3 separate regions of the Homo sapiens genome follow, and regions 1 and 2 are each linked to region 3. Evidence: chromatin loops called from intact Hi-C (ENCODE). Cell type or tissue: endothelial cell of umbilical vein. All regions are shown on one strand.

What was found. Hi-C counts contacts between places; a loop is a spot of excess contacts. Peaks named below come from ENCODE experiments on the same cell type or tissue, not always from the same donor. Only the 100,000 strongest peaks of a DNase experiment are listed, where the experiment ranks them.
Region 1: it touches region 3 in a loop (8-fold over the local background); 14 of 110 quality-filtered maps call a loop at or near these places.
Region 2: it touches region 3 in a loop (6-fold over the local background); 8 of 110 quality-filtered maps call a loop at or near these places.

What each region holds. Positions count from the first base shown.
Region 1 is chr12:105,177,476-105,185,475 of GRCh38, reverse strand. The region is part of intron 17 of APPL2 (adaptor protein, phosphotyrosine interacting with PH domain and leucine zipper 2); the gene reads left to right. Among named protein-coding and RNA genes, the nearest start is that of APPL2, 55 kb to the left of the region's middle. In endothelial cell of umbilical vein, no CTCF peak of the experiment used is centred here; no DNase peak of the experiment used is centred here.
Region 2 is chr12:105,202,099-105,210,098 of GRCh38, reverse strand. APPL2 (adaptor protein, phosphotyrosine interacting with PH domain and leucine zipper 2) reads left to right here. Exons shown (of 21, transcript NM_018171.5): 6 at 1,900-1,941; 7 at 2,070-2,128; 8 at 2,892-3,038; 9 at 6,314-6,396. Among named protein-coding and RNA genes, the nearest start is that of APPL2, 30 kb to the left of the region's middle. In endothelial cell of umbilical vein, no CTCF peak of the experiment used is centred here; a DNase peak (open chromatin) is centred at 4,978.
Region 3 is chr12:105,379,973-105,387,972 of GRCh38, reverse strand. All of the region lies in intron 1 of LOC105369957 (a long non-coding RNA gene), which reads right to left. Among named protein-coding and RNA genes, the nearest start is that of C12orf75, 53 kb to the right of the region's middle. In endothelial cell of umbilical vein, a CTCF peak has its summit at 4,436 (motif pointing right); DNase peaks (open chromatin) are centred at 4,432 and 4,992; H3K4me3 peaks cover 528 bases; H3K27ac peaks cover 863 bases.

The DNA of each region.
Region 1 (8,000 bases), 200 kb after region 3:
AGTGAGGGACAGACCTATCCAGCCCAGATACTAGGCTTTTGCCACTGTCTTTGCAGCCCGCAGACCAGGAGATTCCATCGAGTGCCTACACCACCAGGGCCCTAAGTTTCAAGGACAAAACTGGGCGGCCATTTGGGCAGACACTGAGCTAGCTGCAGGAGAATTTTTTTCGCACCCCAGTGGCGTCTGAACCTCAGCGAGTCCCAACTGTTCACTCCCCTGGAAAGGGGGCTGAAGCCAGGGAGCCAAGTGGTCTTGCTCAGTGGATCCCATCACCACGGAGCCCAACACACTGAGATCCACTGGCTTGAAATTCTCACTGGCAGCACAGCAGTCTGAAGTTGACCAGGGATGCTCGAGCTTGGTGGGGGGGAGGGGCATCCGCCATTACTGAGGCTTGAGTAGGTGGTTTTCCCCTTAGAGTGTAAAGAAAGCCATCAGGAAGATCATACTGGGCTGAGCCTGCCGCAGCGCCATAAAACTGCTGTAGCCAGACTGCCTCTCTAGATTCCTCCTCTCTGGGCAGGGCATCTCTGAAAGAAAGGTAGCAGCCCCCAGTCAGGGGCTTACAGATCAAACTCCCATCTCCCTGGGACAGAGCACCTGGGGGAAGGGGTGGCTGTGGGCGCAGTTTCAGCAGACTTAAATGTTCCTGCCTGCCAGCTCTCAAGAGAGCAGCAGGTCTCCCAGCACAACGCTTGAGCTCTGCTAAGGGACAGACTGCCTCCTCAAGTGAGTCCCTGACTCTGGTGGTTCCTGACGGGGAGACACCTCCCAGCAGGAATCGACAGACACCTCATACAGGAGAGTTCCAGCTGGCATCTGGTGGGTGCCCTTCTGGGATGAAGCTTCCAGAGGAAGGAGCAGGCAGCAGTCTTTGCTATTCTGCAGCCTCCACTGGTGATACCCAGGCAAAGAGAGTCCGGAGTGTACCTTCAGCAAACTGCAGCAGACCTGCAGAAGAGGGGCCTGAAGGAAAACTAACAAACAGAAAGCTATAGCATCAACATCAACAAAAAGGATGACTACACAAAAACCCCACCCAAAGGTCACCAGCATCAAAGACCAAAGGTAGATAAATCCACAAAGATGAGGAAAAAGCAGCACAGAAAGGCTGAAAATTCCAAAAACCAGAATGCCTCTCCTCCTCCAAAGGATCACAACTCATTGCCAGCAAGGGAACAAAATTGGACGGAGAATGAGTTTGAAGAATTTACAGAAAGAGGCTTCAGAAGGTGAGTAATAACAAACTCCTCCAAGCTAAAGGAGCATGTTCTAACCCAATGCGAGGAAGCTAAGAATCTGGATAAAAGGTTATAGGAACTGCTAACTGGAATAACCAGTTTAGAGAAGAACATAAATAACCTGATGGAGATGAAAAACACAGCACGAGAACTTCGTGAAGCATACACAAGTATCAATAGTCAAATCGATCAAGTGGAAGAAAGGATACCAGAGATTGAAGATTAACTTAATGAAATAAAGTGTGAAGACAAGATTAGAGAAAAAAGAATGAAAATGAGTGAATAAAGCCTCTAAGAAATATGGGACTATGTGAAAAGACCAAACCTATATTTGATTGGTGTACCTGAAAGTGACAGGGAGAATGGAACCAAGTTAGAAAACACTCTTCAGGATATTATCCAGGAGAACTTCCACAACCTAGCAAGACAAGCCAACATTCAAATTCAGGAAATACAGAGAACACCACAAAGATACTCCTCGAGAAGAGCAACCCCAAGACACATAATCATCAGATTCACCAAGGTTGAAATGAAGGAAAAAATGTTAAGGGCAGCCAGAGAGAAAGGTCACATTACCCACAAAGGGAAACCCATCAGACTAACGGCGGATCTCTCTGCAGAAACGCTACAACCCAGAAAAGAGTGGGGGCACACATTTAACATTCTTAAGGAAAAGAATTTTCAACCCAGAATTTCATATCCAGCCAAACTAAGCTTCATAAGCAAAGGAGAAATAAAATCCTTTACAGACAAGCAAATGCTGAAGGATGTTGTCACCACCACACCTGCTTTACAAGAGCTCCTGAAGGAAGCACTAAATATGGAAAGGAAAAACCAGTACCAGCCACTGCAAAAACATACCAAAATGTAAAAACCATCAGCACTGTGAAGAAACTGCATCAACTAACAGGCAAAATAACCAGCTACCATCATAATGACAGGATCACATTCACACATAACAATATTAACCTTAAATGTAAACAGGCTAAATGCCCCAATTAAAAGACACAGACTGGCACATTGGATAAAGAGTCAAGACCCATCAGTTTGCTGTATTCAGGAGACCCATCTCATGTGCAGAGACACACATAGGCTCAAAATAAAGGGATGGAGGAAGATTTACCAAGCAAATGGAAAGCAAAAAAAAAAAAAAAAAAAAAAGCAGGGGTTGCAATCCTAGTCTCTGATAAAACGGACTTGAAATCAAAAAAGACAAAGAAGGGCATTACATAGTGGTAAAGGGATCAATGCAACAAGAAAAGCTAACTATCCTAAATATATATATACCCAATACAGAAGCACCCAGATTCGTAAAACAAGTTCTTAGAGATCTACAAAGAGACTTAGACTCCCACACAATAATATTGGGAGACTTTAGCACCCCACTGTCAATATTAGATCAACAAGACAGAAAATTAACAAGGATATTCAGGACTTAAACTCAGCTCTGGACCAAGTGGAACTAACACACATCTACAGAATGCTCCATCCCAAATCAACAAAATATACATTCTTCTCAGCACCACGTCACACTTATTCTAAAATTGACCACATAATCGGAAGTAAAATACTCCTCAACAAATGCAAAAGAACAGAAATCACAACAAACTGTCTCTCAGACCACAGTGCAATCAAATTAGAACTCTGGATTAAGAAAGTCATTCAAAACTGCACAACTACATGGAAACTGAACAACCTGTTCCTGAATGACTGCTGGGTAAATAAATAATGAAATTAAGGCAAAAATAAATAAATTACTTGAAATCAATGAGAACAAGGACACAACATACCACAATCTCTGGAACACAGCTAAAGCAATGTTTTTATAGCACTAAATGCACACAGGAAAAAGTGGGAAAGATCTAAAATTGACATCCTAACATCACAATTAAAAGAACTAGAAGGTTGGGCACCATGGCTCATGCCTGTAATCCCACCACTTTGGGAGGCCAAGGCAGGTGGATCACCTGAGGTCAGGAGTTTGAGACCAGCCTGGCCAACATGATGAAACCCTGTCTCTACTAAAAATACAAAAAATTTGCTAGGTGTGGTGGCAGGCACCTATGTAATCCCAGCTACTGGAGAGGCTGGAGCAGGAGAATCACTTGAACCCAGGGAGGTGGAGGTTGCAGTGAGCCGAGATCATGCCATTGCACTCCAGCCTGGGCAACAAGAGCAAAACTCCATCTCAAAAAAACTGGAGAAGCAAGAGTAAACAAATTCAAAAGCTAGCAGAAGACAAGAAATAACTAAGATGAGAGCAGAACTGAAGGAGATAGAGACACGAAAAACCCTTCAAAAATCAATGAATCCAGGAGCTGGTTTTTTGAAAAGATTAACAAAATTGATAGACTGCTAGCCAGACTAATAAAGAAGAAAAGAGAGAAGAATCAAACAGACACAATAAAAAATGATAAAGGGGATTATCACCACTGATCCCAGAGAAATACAAACTACCAACAGAGAATACTATAAACACCTGTATGCAAATAAACTAGAAAATCTAGAAGAAATGGATAAATTCCTGGACACATACACCCTCCCAAGATTAAACCAGGAAGAAGTTGAATCCCTGAATAGACCGATAACAAGTTCTGAAATTGAGGCAATAATTAATAGCCTACCAACCAAAAAAAAGCCCAGGACCAGATGGATTCACAGCCACATTCTACCAGAGTTACAAAGAGGAGCTGGTACCATTCCTTCTAAAACTATTCCAAACAATAGAAAAAGAGGGACTCCTCCCTAACTCATTTTATGAAGCCAGCATCATCCTGATACCAAAACCTGGCAGAGACACAATAAAAAAACACAATTTCAGGGCAATACCCCTGATGAACATCAATGCAAAAATCCTCAATAAAATACCAGCAAACTGAATCCAGCAGCACATTAAAAAGCTTATCCACCATGATCAAGTTGGCTTCATCCCTGGGATGCAAGGCTGGTTCGACATACGCAAATCAGTAAATGTAATCCATCACGTAAACAGAACCAATGACAAAAACCACATGATTATCTCAATAGATGCAGAAAAGGCCTTCGATAAAATTCAACACCCCTTCATGCTAAAAACACTCAATAAACTAGGTATTGATGGAACATATCTCAAAATAATGAGCTATTTATGACAAACTCACAGCCAGTATCATACTGAATGGGCAAAAACTGGAAGCATTCCCTTTGAAAATTAGCACAAGACAAGGATGCCCTCTCTCACCACTCCTATTCAACATAATATTGGAAGTTCTGGCCAGGGCAGTCAGGCAAGAGAAAGCAATGAGGGTATTCAAATAGGAAGAGAGGAAGTCAGATTATCTCTGTTTAAAGATGACATGATTGTATGTTTAGAAAACTCCATCGTCTCAGCCCAAAAACTCCTTAAGCTGATAAGCAACGTCAGCAAAGTCTCAGGATACAAAATTAATGTGCAAAAATCACAAGCATTCCTATACACCAATAATACACAAACAGCCAAATCATGAGTGAACTCCCATTCACAATTGCTACTAAGAGAATAAAATACCTAGGAATACAACTTACAAGGGATGTGAAGGACCTCTTCAAGGAGAACTACAAACCACTGCTCAAGGAAATAAGAGAGGACACAAACAAATGGAAAAACATGCCATGCTCATGGATAGGAAGAATCAATATCGTGAAAATGGCCATACTGCCCAAAGTAATAGTGCTATTCCCATCAAGCTACCACTGACTTTCTTAACAGAGTTAGAAAAAACTACTTTAAATTTCATATGGAACCAAAAAAGAGCCCGCATAGCCCAGATAATCCTAAGCAAAAGGAACAAAGCTGGAGGTATCATGCTACCTGACTTCAAACTATACTACAAGGCTACAGTAACCAAAACAGCATGGTACTGGTACCAAAACAGATATATAGACCAATGGAACAGAACAGAGGCCTCAGAAATAACACCAAACATCTACAACCATCTGATCTTTGACAAACCTGACAAAAACAAGAAATGAGGAAAGGACTCCCTATTTAATAAATGATGTTGGGAAAACTGGCTAGCCATATGCAGAAAACTGAAACTGGACCCCTTCCTCTTAACACCTTATACAAAAATTAAGTCAAGATGGATTAAAGATTTAAATGTAAGACCTAAAACCATAAAAACCCTAGAAGAAAACCTAGGCAATACCATTCAGGACAGAGGCATGGGCAAAGAGTTCATGATGAAAACACCAGAAGCAATGGCAACAAAAGCCAAAATTGACAAATGGGGTCTAATTAAACTAAAGAGCTTCTGCACAGCAAAAGAAACTATCATCAGAGTGAACAGGCAACCTACAGAATGGGAGAAAATTTTTTCAATCTATCCATCTGACAGAGGGCTAATATCCAGAATCTACAAAGAACTTAAACACATTTACAAGAATAAAACAACCCCGTCAAAAAGTGGGTGAAGGATATGAACAGACATTTTTCAAAAGAAGACATGCGGCTGACAAACGTGAAAAAAAGCTCATCATCACTGGTCGTTAGAGAAATGCAAATCAAAACCACAATGAGATACCATCTCACACCAGTTAGAATGGCGATCATTAAAAAGTCAGGAAACAACAGATGCTGGAGAGGATGTGGAGAAATAGGAACGCTTTTATACTGCTGGGAATGTAAATTAGTTCAACTATTGTGGAAGACAGTGTGGCGATTCCTCAAGGATCTAGAACCAGAAATAACCATTTGACCCAGCAATCCCATTACTGGGTACATACCCAAAGGACTATAATCATTTTCTATAAAAACACATGCACACTATGTGTATTGCACCACTATTCACAATAGCTAAGACTTGGAACCAACCCAAATGCCCATCAATGATAGACTGGATAAAGAAAATGTGGCACATATACACCAAGGAATACTATGCAGCCATAAAAAAGAATGACTTCATGTCCTTTGCAGGGACATGGATGAAGCTGGAAACCATCATTCTCAGCAAACTAACACAGGAACAGAAAACCAAACACCGCATGTTCTCACTCATAAGTGGGAGCTGAACAATGAGAACATATAGGCACAGGAAGGGGAACATCACACACTGGGGCCTGTTGGTGGGTGGGTGTCAAGGGGAGGGATAGCATTAGGAGAAATACCTAATGTAGATAACGGGTTGATGGGCGCAGCAAACCACCACAGCAACATGTATACCTATGTAACAAACCTGCACGTTCTGCACATGTATCTCAGAACTTAAAGTATAATAATAAAAAAAGAGAAATCTAGGTTACCTGATTTAAACAGCAAACTTCTGAAAGTGACCCACAAAATATGCATGTGTTAAGTTTTCACTTATAAGGGAATTTTACAAAATACCTATGAAAGTTATTCCAACTTGAGGAAAACTGTTTATGATCTATATTCAAAAAATTAAATTCATGCCCATTAATAGGGACGTAAAAGTAACTTTTCTTAAGCTTTGTCTACTTAAATTCCCATACACACTTCTCATTAACTGTCATAACCACCTCTTGGAAGTGGGGGTTCTTACCACAGTTTTACAGATGAACCAGTTGTAAGAAGTCCGGGTGACTTGCACAAGATCAGGTGAGTAGCCAGGGTAGAACTCAATCTCGAGTTCTCTGATTATAAGTCTTACGGTTTAATAAGTGTAACTGCACGTATTTCCAACTGTAGCCTTTTGTTGGGGGCATGGGGGTGTAACAGTTTTACTGAGATATAATTCACATACAATTTAAATGTACAATTCAGTGGTTTCTAGTATATTCAGAGTTGTACAACCATCATCACAATCAATTTTACAACATTTTCATCACCTCAGAAAGAATACCCATTAGCCCCTGGCAACCCACCCAGCCCTAGGAAGCCACTAACCACTAAAATTGCCATCTCTATAGATCTGGACATTTAACATATAAATGGAATCATAACCATTTTTTCCACAAACTATATTTTTGCTTTCACCTATAAAATGTATAGTAATAATTTACATAATAGCATGTTAATTATTCCAACACGAGTACAATACAGTAGAAATTTATAACCACTTATCTAAGATAGCAATAAATTCTCTCATATAGTTTATTTTCTAGGATATGTCAACCTGATTATTAGATGATGCTTAAAATACTGTTGAAGAAATATATTCTGAAGGCCTGGCGCGGTGGTTCATGCCTGTAATCCCAGCACTTTGGGAGACTGAAGCAGGCAGATCCCCTGAGGTCAGGAGTTCGACACCAGCCTGGTCAACATGGTGAAACCCCACTTCTACTAAAAATACAAAAATTAGCCAGGCATTTTGGCTGACACCTGTAATCCCAGCTACTCAGGAGGCTGAGGCAGGAGAATCGCTTGAACCCGGGAGGTGGAGGTTGCAGTGAGCCAAGACTGGGCTGCTGCACTCCAGCCTGTGTGACAGCAAGACTCTTCTCAGAATAAATAAATAGTAAATAATTAAAACAAGGAAATATATTTTGGAATACTTTCTTAAACATTATTCCTCTTTTACCCAAATTGATAAGAGTTTTGTCAAAATCCCTTCACTATTTTGTCACCGCTACCTCATCTTTTTCAATAATGTTAAATTTAGACTAAGTTGATCTTGCACTTCAGGGACATTAAAGTTGCCAATGGATGTTTGTTGAGAGGGAGGCTGTACAGAATATAATCCATCCATATTATATAGCAGATCTGTTGAGGATTATAATGCTGTCTGTTTGGGTAAGTTGCAGAATCCTGTGAAGTTAAATCTTCTACTTGCTATATAA
Region 2 (8,000 bases), 180 kb after region 3:
GTCCCAGCTACTCGGGAGGCTGAGGCAGGAGAATCGCTTGAACCCGGGAGGTGGAGGTTGCAGTGAGCCGAGATCGCGCCACTGCATTTCAGCCCAGGCGACAGAGCGAGACTCCGTCTCAAAAAAAAAAAAGGGTGAAGATTTTCCTCCCTTGCTTTGAGATCCCCTGTGTTGGTGTCACCTGAGGCTAAGGAACAAGGATAGAACTGGCATAAACTCTACCTAAGGTCAGTTTGGCAGCACTAAAACTTAATAAATAAAAAATAACAAGTAATGCCTCCATTTGCTTGCATAAAGGGAAACCTTGATTAAACAAAGCAGGAATTTTAGTGCTTTTTAGTGTTGCTCATCTGTCATTGCATAGGAAGCTAAAACATGCTTGCCTCAGTCATCTGCTGATGATTGTGTCCTCACTGAATGCCTTAGTGGGTGCATTTTTTTGAAGGGTTTTCTCTAAATAAAATCATTAGAAGTGAACGGGATGTCATTTTAAAAACAAACTCCAAGTCTGTTTGAAAGAAAATAATCATCTCCTAAGACCTATGTTGTCAGATTTATGTCTTTCAGGTTTGCTTATGGGAGGCAGAACTAGAATTGAGAGTGCCCAGCAGCATTAATGACAGTGGCCTCCATTAATCCAGAGTGACCCCAAATGTGGATGAGTAGTATTTGCCCAGGATGGTGATTTTTTTTAAGTGGAATAAAACTGCTCGTTAGTAGTAAGAAGGAATCTTCTTAGTATCTTTGAAAAAGGTTAAACATCCTTTTCTGATGCCATCAGGACCTCACTTTGAAGTATTTGGCCCCAGGTCATACCTGAGTCAACATCAGACCAAATTAGAATCTGATCTCCCCTCTGCCTAGACAGTGGTGTTTTATCTTACATTTCTCGGCCTTTATTCACTCACCAACACAAGTACATAATCTGAATGAAGAGAACGCAAGAGATATTAAGGAAACTACTTAAAATTGATAAGTAAAGAAACCTAAAACTTGACTCCAACAGGAAATAAAAGATGGGAGAGAAAGAAAGAAAAATGCAAGCAGGAAAGGGCAGAAAGTAGCCTGATACCAAAAGAGTATGAATAACGCGAAGAGCATTTAAAAGCTGGAGGCAGTTTGGAGGCAAATTGAAAACTAGTATAACCAACATAGATGTGAATGGCTTTGCTTTGTTTGATAAAATGAAAATGGATTGTTGTAGAATTGTAGAAAGTGTCACTTTCTTTTAGGTATCAATCGTTGGGTTTTTAAGTTTCTAACCTTGGACGGTCACTGCTCTCAATGATCTTTTTGGATTTTTGGTCTTGGGCTTGGTTCAGCCATCTCTGTGCATGATGGGTGTGGCACTCACTCGGAGTAATAGTTATTGGTGTTGGCTTGTCGCAACTACAGTATGCTAGATCGTGTCACGTTTTTCATTAGTACAAGCACCGCGTATTCCTTTGTCCAGGGATGACTCCAGTAAGTCAGATATTAAAATGGCAACACAGGAAGCTTTTAGGTTCTGGGTGTAGAAAGATGTATTAAGACACTCTATCTGGGGGCTGAGGCATCAGAACTTAAGTTTATACTCCAGGTCTCCATGAAAAGTACCTGTCCACCACACTGTCCAGCCCACCTCCCCGGCGTGCCCTCTCCCTCACAGACCCTCAGCGCTATGTGGAGAGGCAGGGCTGCTCAGGCCATCAGGGTCACTGGGTGTGGGGCATGGTTGAAGCCGTATGTTCCAGTGAGCCCAGGTCCCAGCCTCTGGGCCAGCCTGTGAGAGCCAGGGACTGAGGGTGCAGGGGCTTCCCTTGCACGCATATTCTCTTATTTTCAGGGGAAAGTGCAGAGCTCTGGGTTGGCATGTTTTATTTTTCATTGCTCTAAGACGGTCCCTTTTCTCCTTTTCAGAAGTAAGCACTTTAAAGGATCTATTTGGACTCGCTAGCAATGGTAGGCACCTTCTCCATTCCTGGTGTGTGGGTGTGTGGGCTTACTGTGGCGGGGAGGAGACCCCCAATGAATGTTCTTCCCTTTCGACCCTGACCCTCCTGGGTGTTCAGATGTCTGTTTATTTTTAGAGCATGACCTCTCAATGGCAAAATACAGCAGGCTGCCTAAGAAAAAGGAGAATGAGAAGGTAAGAATACTTTACATGTTGTTTTTCACTTCATTTACATAAAGGCCTTTCATGCCTTCCTCTTGTGAATTTATGGCATGAAAGGGTGCGTGGTTATTTTTTTTTTTAACTATACATGGACTTTTAAAATTGTTCATTCCAAATCTCATAAGTAGACCTCCACTTCTCTATTCTATCTTTTCAAACTGGTTTATTAAACACCAGCTTAGAGCCACTGTAAGATTATGATCACACAGGGGTTTTAACTTCAGCTTGCTGCCTCGTCTGACTCATTTATCACCCAGGTCACTTGAACTCCTTGCCCCAAGTGTTGACTCTGATTCTTTAACCCATGCTTTCTAGGACCTTCGCTACTCTAGATAATATTGACTATTTTCATGCATATAACTTTTTACTTCTGTTACATGATTTCCTTGGGCTAAATTATTTCCTTGGCATACAGTCTTATGAGTGAACTAGAATGTCTGCAGCCTTCTTCAGTACATGCTGCCATATTGTTATCCTGAAGGACTGTAGGACTTTGCACTGCTCCCAGGAGGGTACAGGCTTCACCTCACCGCGGCCTCACAAGCACTGAGATGCTGTTTCTTGCATATTTTTAATTTGGATTTTTTAGAAAGTTGAAGTGCAGCCTTATCTGTGTTTTGTTATATTTGTCACAAAAATGGTTATAATGCATAAACACACATTTTGAAGCACACGCTTTTACAGAATTGTCACGTACAGTAGACAACTTGAAGTTTTCCTTTCACCTTTTAACCAGGTGAAGACCGAAGTCGGAAAAGAGGTGGCCGCGGCCCGGCGGAAGCAGCACCTCTCCTCCCTTCAGTACTACTGTGCCCTCAACGCGCTGCAGTACAGAAAGCAAATGGCCATGATGGAGCCCATGATAGGCTTTGCCCATGGACAGGTAGGGGAGTCCCTCCCTGAGGGCTGAAACCTAAGCTAGCTGTGGCGTTCTGCTGAGAGGGCACGCAGGAGACACTGAAGCATCGTCGTAGAAAGAAACATAAATGCACAATCTCCCTGGCTACTTTGTGGGATTCAGCACTTGGACAGCTTCCAGTTGAGCTGGGTCATCTTCAGCTGGACATGCATTGGCCTCAAGTTAGGCCATATGTTCAGGAAATGAGGCCTGGGTCCCAAGCCTCTCTTGGGGAAGAGCCTGTGTGGCCCTTTTTTTCTAATCCGAATGAAAGCCAGCTGGGTGCAGTTCTCCTAGAAGCAGCTACCACTGGGGTTGGGATAGCTTGCCTGTCACCCAGGATTCCCGGCACTCCTTGCTGCCTGTAGTAAGGCCCCCGCTCTGCTGGCTCCTCAGGTGCACCTCTCCTAGATGATCCCAGCACCTTAACATCTGGGCATGGGGAAACGTTGCCAGTGCTTTATGAGGTCTCCTTTACTTATTGGGTTTCTATCCTCCTATTTAATGGTTGGCTGAATATTTGTCTTAAGAGAGGCTCTACTTTGAGGATGGGGAGTTGACTGTAGTGGCACCAGTGCGGCGGAGACGAGTGACCGTGAGTGTGAGGCTGATGGCACCACCCCCTCACTTTCCACCCCATCCTGCGTTTGCCCCACTCACGTTGTCTCCAAAGCCATCCTTTGGCCCGTGAGAAAGGCACCCAGGAATCTTCTCTCAGTTGACAATCTAGGAACAGAAGGGGATGCGAGGAAGCAAAATGTTATTAAGAAAAAGTCACCAACTTAAAAATACCTGATATATGAACATCTAATACTTCTATAATACATTTTTAAGGCACATATATTAAAAAACAAAAACTTCACGTCAGTGTCATTCAACAAAAAGGGGAATGAGAGAGGAGCTTTAACCCATTTCCTGTTTAGAGAAAAAAAGTGCAGCTCACTGCCAGAACAGTACTCTCAGGGCAAATGGGAAATGGGTTCGGAAGATATCCAAGCTCAGTTGTCTTCCTTGTTAATCTAGTTGTTAGGCTGTTGAATGGTGAGTTCACTGAAGTCAGCCTGTGCCTTTGGAAGTGATACTTAAATAGAGCGATAAAGTCTTTCTGTGTCTTCTGAGTGAAGTAGCACCACCCAGCTGTGGGCGGCATCAGTCCTCAGCAGATCTTGGGAGCTGTCCAGGTGCTTATGATGGGCACTTGTGCACACAGGTGTGCAGTAACTCATACTGTTGCCCTCCCCTCTCCTGCAGGCAGTATCACAGCTGGCAGATGGCCTTGCCATATTAGAGAATGCCGGGGCTCTCTTTGTTCTCTTTAGTTAACCCCTCCTGGATTGACGCCATCCCTCTGGGGCCGTAGCCTTGCTCAGTCAGAGGCCTAGGGTCGGGAAGGGTCTCAGATCTAGCATCTTGGAAGGATGATCAGCTCTGGTCCTGATCGGTCAGTGCTGTAGAACTTGCTTGATAAGAGGGTGTCCTGCAAGGCCTACAGGACAAGCTTGACACCAGCTGGTTTCATTCTCATTCATGGCCAAGGACTACCTCACTGCTCCCAGCCTGGACTCTCTTAAGTGAGTGCTCTGGCCACAGAGGGAGAAGAGGAGCTGTGGGTACCGTAGCACACATGTAGCCCCAGTTCTGGGGGAACAGCAGAGCACACCGTCATTATTCAGTGGCAGGAGCATCATTGTTGAGAGCTGAGAATGGCATCTTTCATTTTTCGTATCCAGATTTCAAGACACAAGACCAAGTAGGCCCTTTCCCTATGCATTATTTTTAAATGCAGATGGAAACAATAGCTCCTTCAATAGCCAGACAAGTTTGTTGCCTGGCACCGTGGAGTGATCTTCTGGATGATTCAGAAGCATTAGCTGTCCTCCTGCCTCATCCGACCTTGGCAATCAGGGTTTATTGAGCCCCAGCCTCTGTGAGCTGATTTTTCCATGAACATAGCACTTCCTGCTGCTCACTAAGGCAGTTGTGGTGGAGACTCATCAGGCTTCTCGGCACCACCCACCTTTGTGGAGGTGTGGGGACTCCATTCCTGCCTTCTCCAGCCCTTGAAGTCATGTTCGGTCCTCATGCCTGCAAACTGAGGCTCTGTAATCAGTGCGCAGGTTTTTGAGAACGGAACAGTGACCTCCAGTGTTACATTGACGGGACAGGCTGTGATGCGGCTGTAGAGCCAGTGTCTTACCTGCCTTCCGTTCATCCATTCGCCCACTTTTCTTAGGGATTATGTGAGCCCCTGCCCTAAGGAGATTACAGAATAGCAGAGGAGCTAAGACATGGCCTAGGAGTGTAAATTCCAAAGGAGTTCAGGGAGGGGAAGGAGAGGGAGGCCACCATGACATTGTGCCATTAGAAATGCAGAGTGCTGATTTAACAAATTAATGATATTAAATGATTAATACTCATTTTGATATTTAACACTTCAGAAGTTCCAAATGGCATTTCCAGTGGTGATCTCTGTATGATTTAAAGATCATGGGGCCAGAACAGTCCCCTGCATGTATCACCTGTGTTAGGATGACCACAATCATCCGTTTTTAACCTGTGATAACTAAGCACATTAGAATACATGCTTTCCCAGGGTATCTGGGGAATAGATGCAAAGCCGTCAGAACTATGCTGAGAATACCTGCTAGCCTCTTCAGGGTCAGAGGTCGATTTTGGTGCCCGCCATGCCAGGAAAGGGAGGCTTCCAGGTCAGACAGACGAGCCGGGTTAATGTGTGAGAGAATACCCTTGCTCACACGGAACGTTTTCTCTCTTTTTTCATCATCTAGGCTTGCAACTGTTACTGTTACCTCCCAACCAGCAGACATAGAAAATGGAGCAGTTCATACCTAATGGGCAGATTTGTAAAAGTCATGGCTGTAGAAGAATGCAAACTGGAGCTGCTCAGGGTGGGATGGTGCAGATGCCACTAATACACAGAAATGTTCTTCTTCCCCTCTCCCATACCCCTGCCCTCCAGGGTTTGTCAGGGGACCCAGACTTTCTGGGAAGTGAATATTAGACAGGAGTTACAGGAAGTAAGGAATCCCTTCCATTGGCACCCAAAAGCCAGCAACTGTGGTTTCAGTTTCAAAGTGCATAGTGCTCAGGTGTAGACTCAGTAGAGATGCTGCCAGTGCCGCGTGCGAGGCGGGCCAGCCAGCTGTGATGGCTGCCCTCACGCTGCCTGTCTCACCTTCAGTGAGTTCACTGATCACTTCCCTGGATGATTTTCAGAATATTATAATTATATCTTTCAGATTAACTTTTTTAAGAAGGGAGCAGAGATGTTTTCCAAACGTATGGACAGCTTTTTATCCTCCGTTGCAGACATGGTTCAAAGGTAATGCTGCACTCCGGCCGGGTCTTGTGTGCCCCTTGCCTTTCATGCTGATCTGACATCTCTGGGAGGTCACGGGGAGGGTTCTAACTGTGGAGGGTCGCACAGAGCCTCTGTCCACCCCAGAAATGCTCGCTAACAGTGCCCTTGCCTTAGCTGCCAATATTCATAAATATCTGGGGCACATTGGCAGAGTTTTCTCCAGATCTCTTGTTGTGAATATTGGAGTTTCACATGTCACAAGCCTGGGAACCCAGCTTAGCTTTGCTGTGGTTTTAGAAGAGCTCTTGACTTTCTTTGAGAGTACGTGGCAGTAGCAGATGGAAGTGCTGTCACTTTTCAGGAAACTCTGACCAGTGCATTAATTTATAATAGGTAAAGGAGGGATAGAGCCTTTTTGGAATTAATTTTAAAAACTGTATTTGCTTATTTTAAGAAATACAACATCACTGTCTTCAGTAGTTGAGTAACTGCCACACTAACTGGAGGCTGTGGGCGCCCTGCCACCCGCCCCTCCCCAGCTTCCATGACAGAGCTCTGAGGGGGGCCCCGGCCCCTGCAGCCTCAGGCTTGGTCCATCCGGAGCACAGCATGGGCTTCCCAAGCGCTTGCGACGAGTTCTGGAGTACAGAAATAGGTCCGTGTGTGTGTGTGTGTGTGTGTGTGTGTGTGTGTGTGTGTGTGTGTGTGTGTGTAGTTGACAAATAGACAAAATGGAAATAATGAATAGGAATTTTATTTCATGTGGATACACGAAGAGAAAGTTGCTCATTTTCTTGAAGATGTTGCATTTCACCACACCTCATGAAGGCTAAACAAGGGAATTGATCTAGGTAGAAGTCTATCTGAAATGCTCCAAAAATAATCAGTCCCAAGAAAAACCAGTGCTGAGCATTGAGACAGATGCAAAGCAAGTTGAGAGCATATACCCCTACCTGAAAGTCACTGAGCTGTTTAGCTCTGAATAATTGGCAGCAGTGAGTGATGTAGCTTTTATTTATAATTATGCTAGAAACCAACTTGTGAAATCTGATTGCAGTTTCTTGCCTTTTAATTTATTTGGTTCTTAGCCCCTGGGAATGTTAGGAGGAGGTAGAAGATGAGAGGCTATTAAATGGTCACTTTGTAAAAGTATCCTCTGTCCCTCATCTTTCACTGTCTCTTCCTCATCCTGCTTTAACTCTCAGAATTCCTCGCACTTCTGTGTTTCTGGAAGAACCATCTATGCCTCAATTTTTTTCACACACCTGATTATTTTCTGAATGGGTAGCAGGACATTTGTGCCCATGCGTGTGAGTTGCCATGGTTTCCTCTTTCTGCAGATCCTAGAGCCTCTGTCTTCCCTTCTTGTCAGCATTTCCATTAACCATTATTAGGCCAACCCAAGTATAGCACCAGCCATCCTGAGAGAACCACAACCCGGGCATTAACGTCAGGGTCTGCGCCCGGGCTACATGGCCTTCTCTGTGCAGGCTGGGGCTGGTTCTGTGAGTTACCCCCTCTGTCTGACAAGCTGTATTTAGTTATGGGGTGACAGGCAGCTGATGGGGTTTCCAAACTGAACCTTGCAGCACTTGATTCAGATAGCTAAAGTACTGTTTTGAATG
Region 3 (8,000 bases):
CCATTTCAGCAGGGCTGAAATGTCGGTACCAAGCTACCGACAAGGTAGCTGAGAAGGTCACTGAACCTGGAGCTGAGATATGCACAAGCCGGTGCTAGCCAACTCTGCTGAGAGTAGGCATTGCACCAGGATAGCCCAGCCCCTTTACTCCCTTTCTCCTTGGGAGCTGACTGCCTGCAGGAAATACACATTCTCCTCCCCATGCCCTACCACCACACACACACACACACACACTGAGGGTCTTCCGGGCATAGTCCTGTGTGTGCAGAGGCCCAGGGTGGCCCCACACTGCTGGTGGCTGGGTATTTCTAACTCTGGGGTTCGGTAGTAGGAAATCTGCTTACCCACAGAAAAAAAAGGCACAATCTCCAAAAATCAGCTTCATCAGCAACAAAGGTGACATCTTGCTCTTCCATTTGCCTTACTCTTTTGTCCTATTTCTCAACTCGTTCAGAACTTGGCAAGGAAGAGTAATATTTTCTTGGGCCTCTTCACATTCCAACAGAAGGAAGAGAAAGGAAAGTATTCCTACAGGTGCGAGGGCATTAAAATCATTTTGTCTCCAAATTAAATTCTCTAGCAGTAAACAGGCATACATGGAAAATCCCAAGCTGTTGCCTAGAGGGTTAACCTTGTTATAGTATAATAATCTCTATAGTTTTAATTTCTCTGTGGCTTTAAGGATTAAATGAGATACTATATAGGAAGGATCTAACACAGGCCTGGCCTAAATAGTAAGTGCTCAATAAGTGTTTGCTGAATTTTCCTCTAAATCTTGCATGATGAATTTTCCTCTAAGTCAACATCTTGCACTGCTCTTTTTCAAGTTGTGGAGGAGAAATTAAGCAACTTGTTTTCTGTTTTTTCAAGTTGGCATTTCATGTTGAAGCCTTCACTGAATGAGTTATCATTTCTTGGGCCTTTGGGCGTTGCTCTCAAAACCAATAAATAACTCAATTAGGCTGCACGTGGTGACTCACGCCTGTAATCCCAGCACTTTGGGAGGCTGAGACAGGAGGATCACTTGAGCCCAGGAGTTTAAGACCAGCCTGGGCAACATAGTGAGAACTTGTCTCTACAAAAGAATAAAAATAGCCAGGTGTGGTGGCATGTGCCTGTAGTCCCAGCTACTTGGGAGCCTGAGACAGGAGGATTACTTGAACCCAGGAGTTGGAGACTGCAGTGGGCTATGATCATGCCACTGCATTCCAGCCTGGGTGACAAAGTGAGTCCGCGTCGGAAAGACAGAAAGAAAGAAAAAGAAAGAAGGAAAGAAAAGAAAAGAGAAAAAGAGAAGAGAAGAGAAAGGAAGGAAGGAAGGAAAGAAGGAAGGAAGGAAGGAAAGGGGAGGGAGAGAGAGAGAGAGAAAGAAAGAAAGAAGAAAAAGAAAAAGAAAGAAACAAAAAAGAAAGAAGCAAAAAGAAAAAGAGAAGGAAGGAAGGAAGGAAGGAAAGAAGGAAACAAATAAATCTGGGGCTTCTAATGCCATCAGTAAGTTAAATGAGCATGGATGAGATTCCATTCTATGCTCAGCAGAAAGGTAAATGGCAATGAATTACATGACAACCTCCACTGTGCCCTGTGTGCACCTCCACAGCATCAATGTTAGAGAGAACTGGTGCTTTTAGGTGAAGGACACGTGGGGGCAGCTGCCTGTTTTCCATGAAGCAGCCTGTGCTGTCACTGCACTACTCATCTTCAAATTAGAGTCCGCACCAAGCTCGACTTTCCATGGAGCACCCAGTGACCTAGCCATTCCCTAGAAGGTTATTTCATATTTCATCGGCTTTCTATGCACTGGCTTCTAGTGCTCTATTTGTTAAAAAAATAATAATAATCAATCCCCAAAATGTACTCCCTCCCACCCCCAATAATTTCCATTCATATTGGACTTGATTATTTAAATTTAATTTGTTAGAAGTTCAATATTTTATTTTGCATGATTAGCCTTTTAATCAAGTTGTGAGAGTTCAAAAATATTCACACTATTGCATTTCTTTTTATTGGTTTGGGGGTTTTTTTGTTTTTGTTTTTGTTTTTTTTGCTTTTTTGGAGTTTGTTTGTTTGTTTGAGAGAGGGTCTCACTCTGTCCCCCAGGCTGCAGTGCAATGGTCCAATCTTGGCTCACTGCAGCCTCAACCTCCCAGACTCAGAAGATCCTCTCGCTTCAGCCTCCCTGGTAGCTAGGACTACAGGTGCACACCACCAGACCCGGCTAATTTTTCGCCATGTTGCCAAGGCTGGTCTCAAATTCCTAGGCGACCCACCTGCCTCAGCTTCCCAGAGTGTTGAGATTACAGGCGTGAGCCACCACACCCAGCCTATTGCATTTCTTAACACAATACGTATACTTTATTTTTTTAAATGCAATGTTGTCCTAGTCCTTGCAGGCTGCTATAACACAGTATCATAGACTGGGTGGCTTACAAATAACAAAAAAACATATTTCTCACAGTCCTGGAGCCTGAGAAGTTCAAGATCAAGGAACTGGCAGATTCAATGTCTGGTGAGGGCCCCTTTCCGGGTTCACAGAGGACAACTTCTTGCTGTGTCCTCACTTGGTAGAAGGGATGACCAAGCTCCTTCAGGCCTCTTTCCTAAGGGCCTGAATCCCTATGACCTAATCACTTCCCAAAGGCCCCACCTCTGAATACCATCGAGTTCGTGGTTAGGATTTCAACACATGAATTGGGGTGGCGGGGAGCACACAAGCATTCAGACCATAGCAAATGTAAAGAATTTGTCTACAAGAAAATCCACACATTGGTCATGCTCTCGTCTTCATCTGTGTCCCTGATTCTTTCATTTCTGTTGGCATCCAGCAGCATGATGGACTTTGTATGGAAGTGCTGAGCAAGAGGCCAGCACTTCAAACAGTGCAAGACACTTAGGGGCTCAGGGCGTAGATGCATGAGGAAATGAGCAGCTTAATAAGCTACATGGATAGCTGTGGGTGCCAGCCCAGTTCCTCATCCCCACTGCTCATGCTCAGACCTGGGAAAATGTGGGGAAGATATATGGGGACCCTGGTTACCTCTAGACAGCTGCATCCTAATATAAATACTCAATCTGCCCATTTACTCTTCCTTCCCCTCTCCCAGGATCTCCCCAGTACACTCAAGAGTGAAATGGGCTATGGGCTGACCTTCCATTAGCCTCTGGAGAAATGAAGACTTATGCCCTGACTTAAGAAGTGTCTAGAAAACTATGAATACATAAGCATAGCTCATTGTTTGATATAGTGTATATTTTGTCATGCAAGTGATTGATGCCTGTTGAAAATGAGAGTAGCTCAAGTGTAAACAAGGATCCACATGGCCCATGGCAATGTCTTCATCACAGAACCAATCCTGTAACACTAACAATGACGATGAGGTTAGGGGACACTCGCTATGTGCCAGGCCCTCTCTAACCATCCTCCCTGCATTAATTCATGTGATTCTCACACTTCTCTAAGAAGTAGGAACTATTTTTCTCTAGTTCTTGATTCTCTTATTTGTAAAATGGAAAGAATATTTGTTTCCATTTTATTTTAATTTATTTATTTATTTATTTATTTATTTATTTATTTATTTATTTCCTGAGACAGGGTCTCACTCTGTCCAGCAGGCTGGAGTGCAGTGGCACGATCACAGCTCGCTGCAGCCTTGACCTCCCTGGACTCCCATCTCAGCCTCCCAAGTAGCTGGGACTACAGGCGTGCGCCACCATGCCTGGCTAATGTTTTTGTATTTTTTGGAGATGGGGTTTCACCATGTTGCTCAGGCTATTTGTTCCCATTTTATAGGACATTTTAAATTTTTTTTTTTTTTTTTTTGAGACAGAGTCTTGCTTTGTCGCCCAGGCTGGAGTGCAGTGGCGCGATCTCGGCTCACTGCAAGCTCTGCCTCCCGGGTTCATGCCATTCTCCTGCCTCAGCCTCCCGATTAGCTGGGACTACAGGCGTCCGCCACCACGTCCGGCTAATTTTTTGTATTTTTTAGTAGAGATGGGGTTTCACCATGTTAGCCAGGATGGTCTCGATCTCCTGACCTCGTGATCCGCCTGCCTCGGCCTCCCAAAGTGCTGGGATTACAGGCGTGAGCCACCGTGCCCGGCCAGGACATTTTAAATCTTATGTAATAGGATTTTTGTAGAAATTTAATGAGTTCATACATGCCATGTAGTAAGCACTTGATATGTATTCGTTTTTAATATTTTATTATTGATACTGTCTCCATTTTACAGGTTAAGAAACCGAGACGCAGAGAAGTTAAGTAAATTGCCCAAGTTACACAGCTAGTAAGTGGCAAAGCCAGAACATAAACTTCCTGCTATTATGAAGACACTGCTGAATCCTGCAATCCATGAATATCTGTGTTAAGGAAAGTGAGAGATGGATTACTCCTGCCAATAATAAAGGGGGGAAAACAAAGCTGCTATTAGAAGATGAGTCCACCAGGGGGAAGTAGATGCATGCATTACTTAGGCATGACGCTAGCCCGGGGAATTTTTTTTAAGACGTTAAATATTAAAAGTTTAATCACCGATTTTACGCCAATGGTGAAGGAAGAACTTGATTCAAATTATTTTCCTATTACCTGAAAGTGCAGAGGATTAAAAATGACCACGCACGTAAAATTGACAGGTAAACTGTCAAGTAAATGAAAGGGCTTCCCCCAACAAGCCGGAGATAAATGGTGGTTGTTCACTCCCGCGAGCCTGACCCTGTGTTAGCGCTGGGGATCAGGAGGACAGGCATGAAGTTCACTGAACAGCGAGAGGCAAAGACCCACCACACCACTCCCCCACTCTCCACTCACCCTGATTCTGTGTTAAAAGGTGAATGAGATGGTCTGGGCCAAAGCGTGCAGGCTTGGTCTCCAGTGCTGGCAACAGACAGGGAAAGAAGTCAGTGGGCTCAGTGCACATGTGAAGCAAATGAATGAAACTGAATTTGGAAAACAGAGTGACAAGTGTTATCTTGGGGCGGATATGCCACGAAGTATAGGAGTGCAGGAGAGGGAGGGAGCGGTCCTGCCTAGAGATGACATCAGAAACCAGCTTTTACAAATGCAGAACAGCTGGCCGGTCAGATGGAAGGAAGTGGAAAATAGTCCAGAAGAAATACTCTGGACAATGGTTTCGGAACATGGAAGGTCCTCATGCCTTTGGAAAATAATAAGAAAAAGGATTGACTGTGGAATGAGTCAGAAAGAAGGAGAGATTAGCTCTCCCTGTTCACGCCACCCACCCTGCCCCCAAGTAAGAATACAGTCAAGACGGGCAGTAGAATAATCATTTTCTTTGGGGGAAGGGGGCTTATATACTTCTGATTACAAAAGCCTCATTTTAAACATTTTGGAAAAATACATAAGGAATTTGCATTTCATCACAAACAGAAAGCCAGTATTTCCTGTCTCTCTTATAGATATACTATATTTGTGTGTATATATGTACATGTGTATACAAATATACATATATGTACGTGTGTATATATACATATATGTACATGTGTGTATATATGTACATGTGTATACATATATATGTACATGTGTATATATATGTACATGTGTATACATATATATGTACACATGTATACATATATACACACATTCATATATATCTGGGATAATTCTATACAAAATTTAATATCTTTGTTTTGTGAAATAGACAATGCACATTTTCCCATTAAATTACGCATAAAAGTATAATTTTGATGACTCTACAATATTCCTTTGTATAGCTGATTCATAATTTTTAAGCAGCCCTTTATTGTTGGACACTATATGGTTTCCAACTCCCCTTTACTATAAGCAACTTTGATGAACATTCCTTTTGTAAGTCTCTACATCTCATTATACACACACACACACACACACACACACACACACACACTTTTTTTGAGACAGGGTCGCCCAGGCTGGAGTGCAGTGACGCGAGCATGGCTCACTGCAGCCTCGACCTCCCAGGCTCAAGCAATCCTCCCACCTTAGCCTCCTGAGTAGCTGGAACTACAGATAAGAGCCACCACACCAGGCTACTTTTTGTATTTTTTGTAGAGACCAGGTTTTCCCATGTTGCCCAGGCTGGTCTCAAATTCCTGAGCTCAAGTGATCTGCCCGCCTCGGCCTCTCAAAGTGCTGGGATTACATGAATGAGCCAACGCACCTGGCCTTAAATGTTCTTGATTCAAATTGCCAAACTGCTCTCTAGAAAGGTTTTAGTAATTGAAACTTCCAAGCAAAGATGAGAGTGACCATTTGGCCACATTCATGCCAAGGCTGCGAATTATCATATTTAGTATCTTGTCACTCAAAAAAATACTTATTAGGCATTTACTAGGTGGTAGGCTCTGGGCTGGGTGCTGAGATACAGCAATGAGCAAGTGAGATAAGGAATTCCTGCTTCCTGGAGTTTCCATTCTTGTGCAGGAGGCTGTCAGTAAACAAGGGAAATCAGTAAAGTATGCAGCATGTTCATTGTAAATGCTAATGAGAAAAATAAATCTAGCAATAACAACTGGAAGTGTTGGGTGAAAGGGGCGTGAATTTTAGATGGGGTGGGCAGAGAAGGGCTTACTGGGGAGATATGAGTAAAGTGCTAAATAGGGAGATGGCGTGCAAATATCTGGAGGACAAGATTGCAGACATGAGGGATCGGCAAGTGAGAAGGTGTGAGATGAGAGCCTGGTTGGCAAGTTCGAGGTAAAGCAAAATCAGTGTGGCCGAAGAAAGGCAGAGAGGAGAAGAGTAATGTGTGTAAGTGATGTCAGAGGAGTAACCGAAATCAGAAGGGGAGGAGGAGATAGATGTGTTATGGAGGACCGTGTGGAATTCAACTTTCCCTGGAAGAGAAGGGGAGCACTGGAGGGTTTGACTTGGAATTTAACAAGATCCCTCTCGCTGCTGTGTTCAGAACAGGCTGAGGTGGGCTAAGGAACGAAGGAGGCTAGTGCCGTAATCTAGGATGGAGATGATGGTGGCAATGGAATAGACGTGATGGGGATGGTGAGAAGAGATTGAAATCTAGAGACGTGAAGGTGGCACGTGCACCTACAGGATTTGCTGATTCGGGGATGGGGGAGAGCTAAGAAAGAGTCAGGGTGAGTCCCAGCTTTTTGACCTGAGCAGCTTGGAGAATGAAGTTGCCATTTACTAAGTTGGAGAAGTTGGCAAAGGAACAAAACAGAACAGGGGTAGAGGGTGGAGATCAAGACCTCAGATATGAGCTTATTAATATGAGATACGGTTTAAGACATCCTAGTAGAGACACCAAGTAGACAGTTGGATAGAGGACTGAAGCTTAGGGAGAGGTCAAGGCTGAGGGCACACAGGAATTAACAGCACATAGAATGGACAGAAAAGAGGATCTGTCCAAAGATGAAGGCTGTGGGCACGCCTGTGTTCAGAGGTTTGGATGCCAGAAGGAATCAGCAAAGGATACTGAGGACGAGCAGACAGAGAGGCAAGAAAACAATCAAGAGAATGCGGTGACCCAGAAGCCAAGTGGAGAAGTCTCAGGGAGGCTGGAGGGATCAGGATTAAGATGAAGACTAAGAATTGACCATTAGATTAGCAATAAGGAGGCCACTGGTGCCCATGAGAACCAGTCTTAGTGGAATGAGAGGAGCAAAGACCTGACTGGAGTAGGTTCAAGAGAGAAAGTGGAGACAGTGATTATAGACTAATCTTATTAGGAGCTCTGATGGCAAAGGAAGGAGAGAAAGGGGCATTTGATCGAGAGACGGTTCTTTTTTTAGGACGGGAGAAATAAAATAATGTTTGTATGATGATGGAAATAATCCTGTAGGCGGGAAGAACTGGTTGGAGAATTGTTGGGGCAAAGTGCTTGGTTGGGTGCAAGAGGATGGGATGCAATGCGGGAAAGGGGGAGCAATGGTACCCATCGTGGGGGAAGCTCGATTGTTTCTTTTTTTTTTTTTTTTTTTTTTTTTTTTTTTTTTTGAGACGGAGTCTCGCTGTCGCCCAGGCTGGAGTGCAGTGGCGCAATCTCGGCTC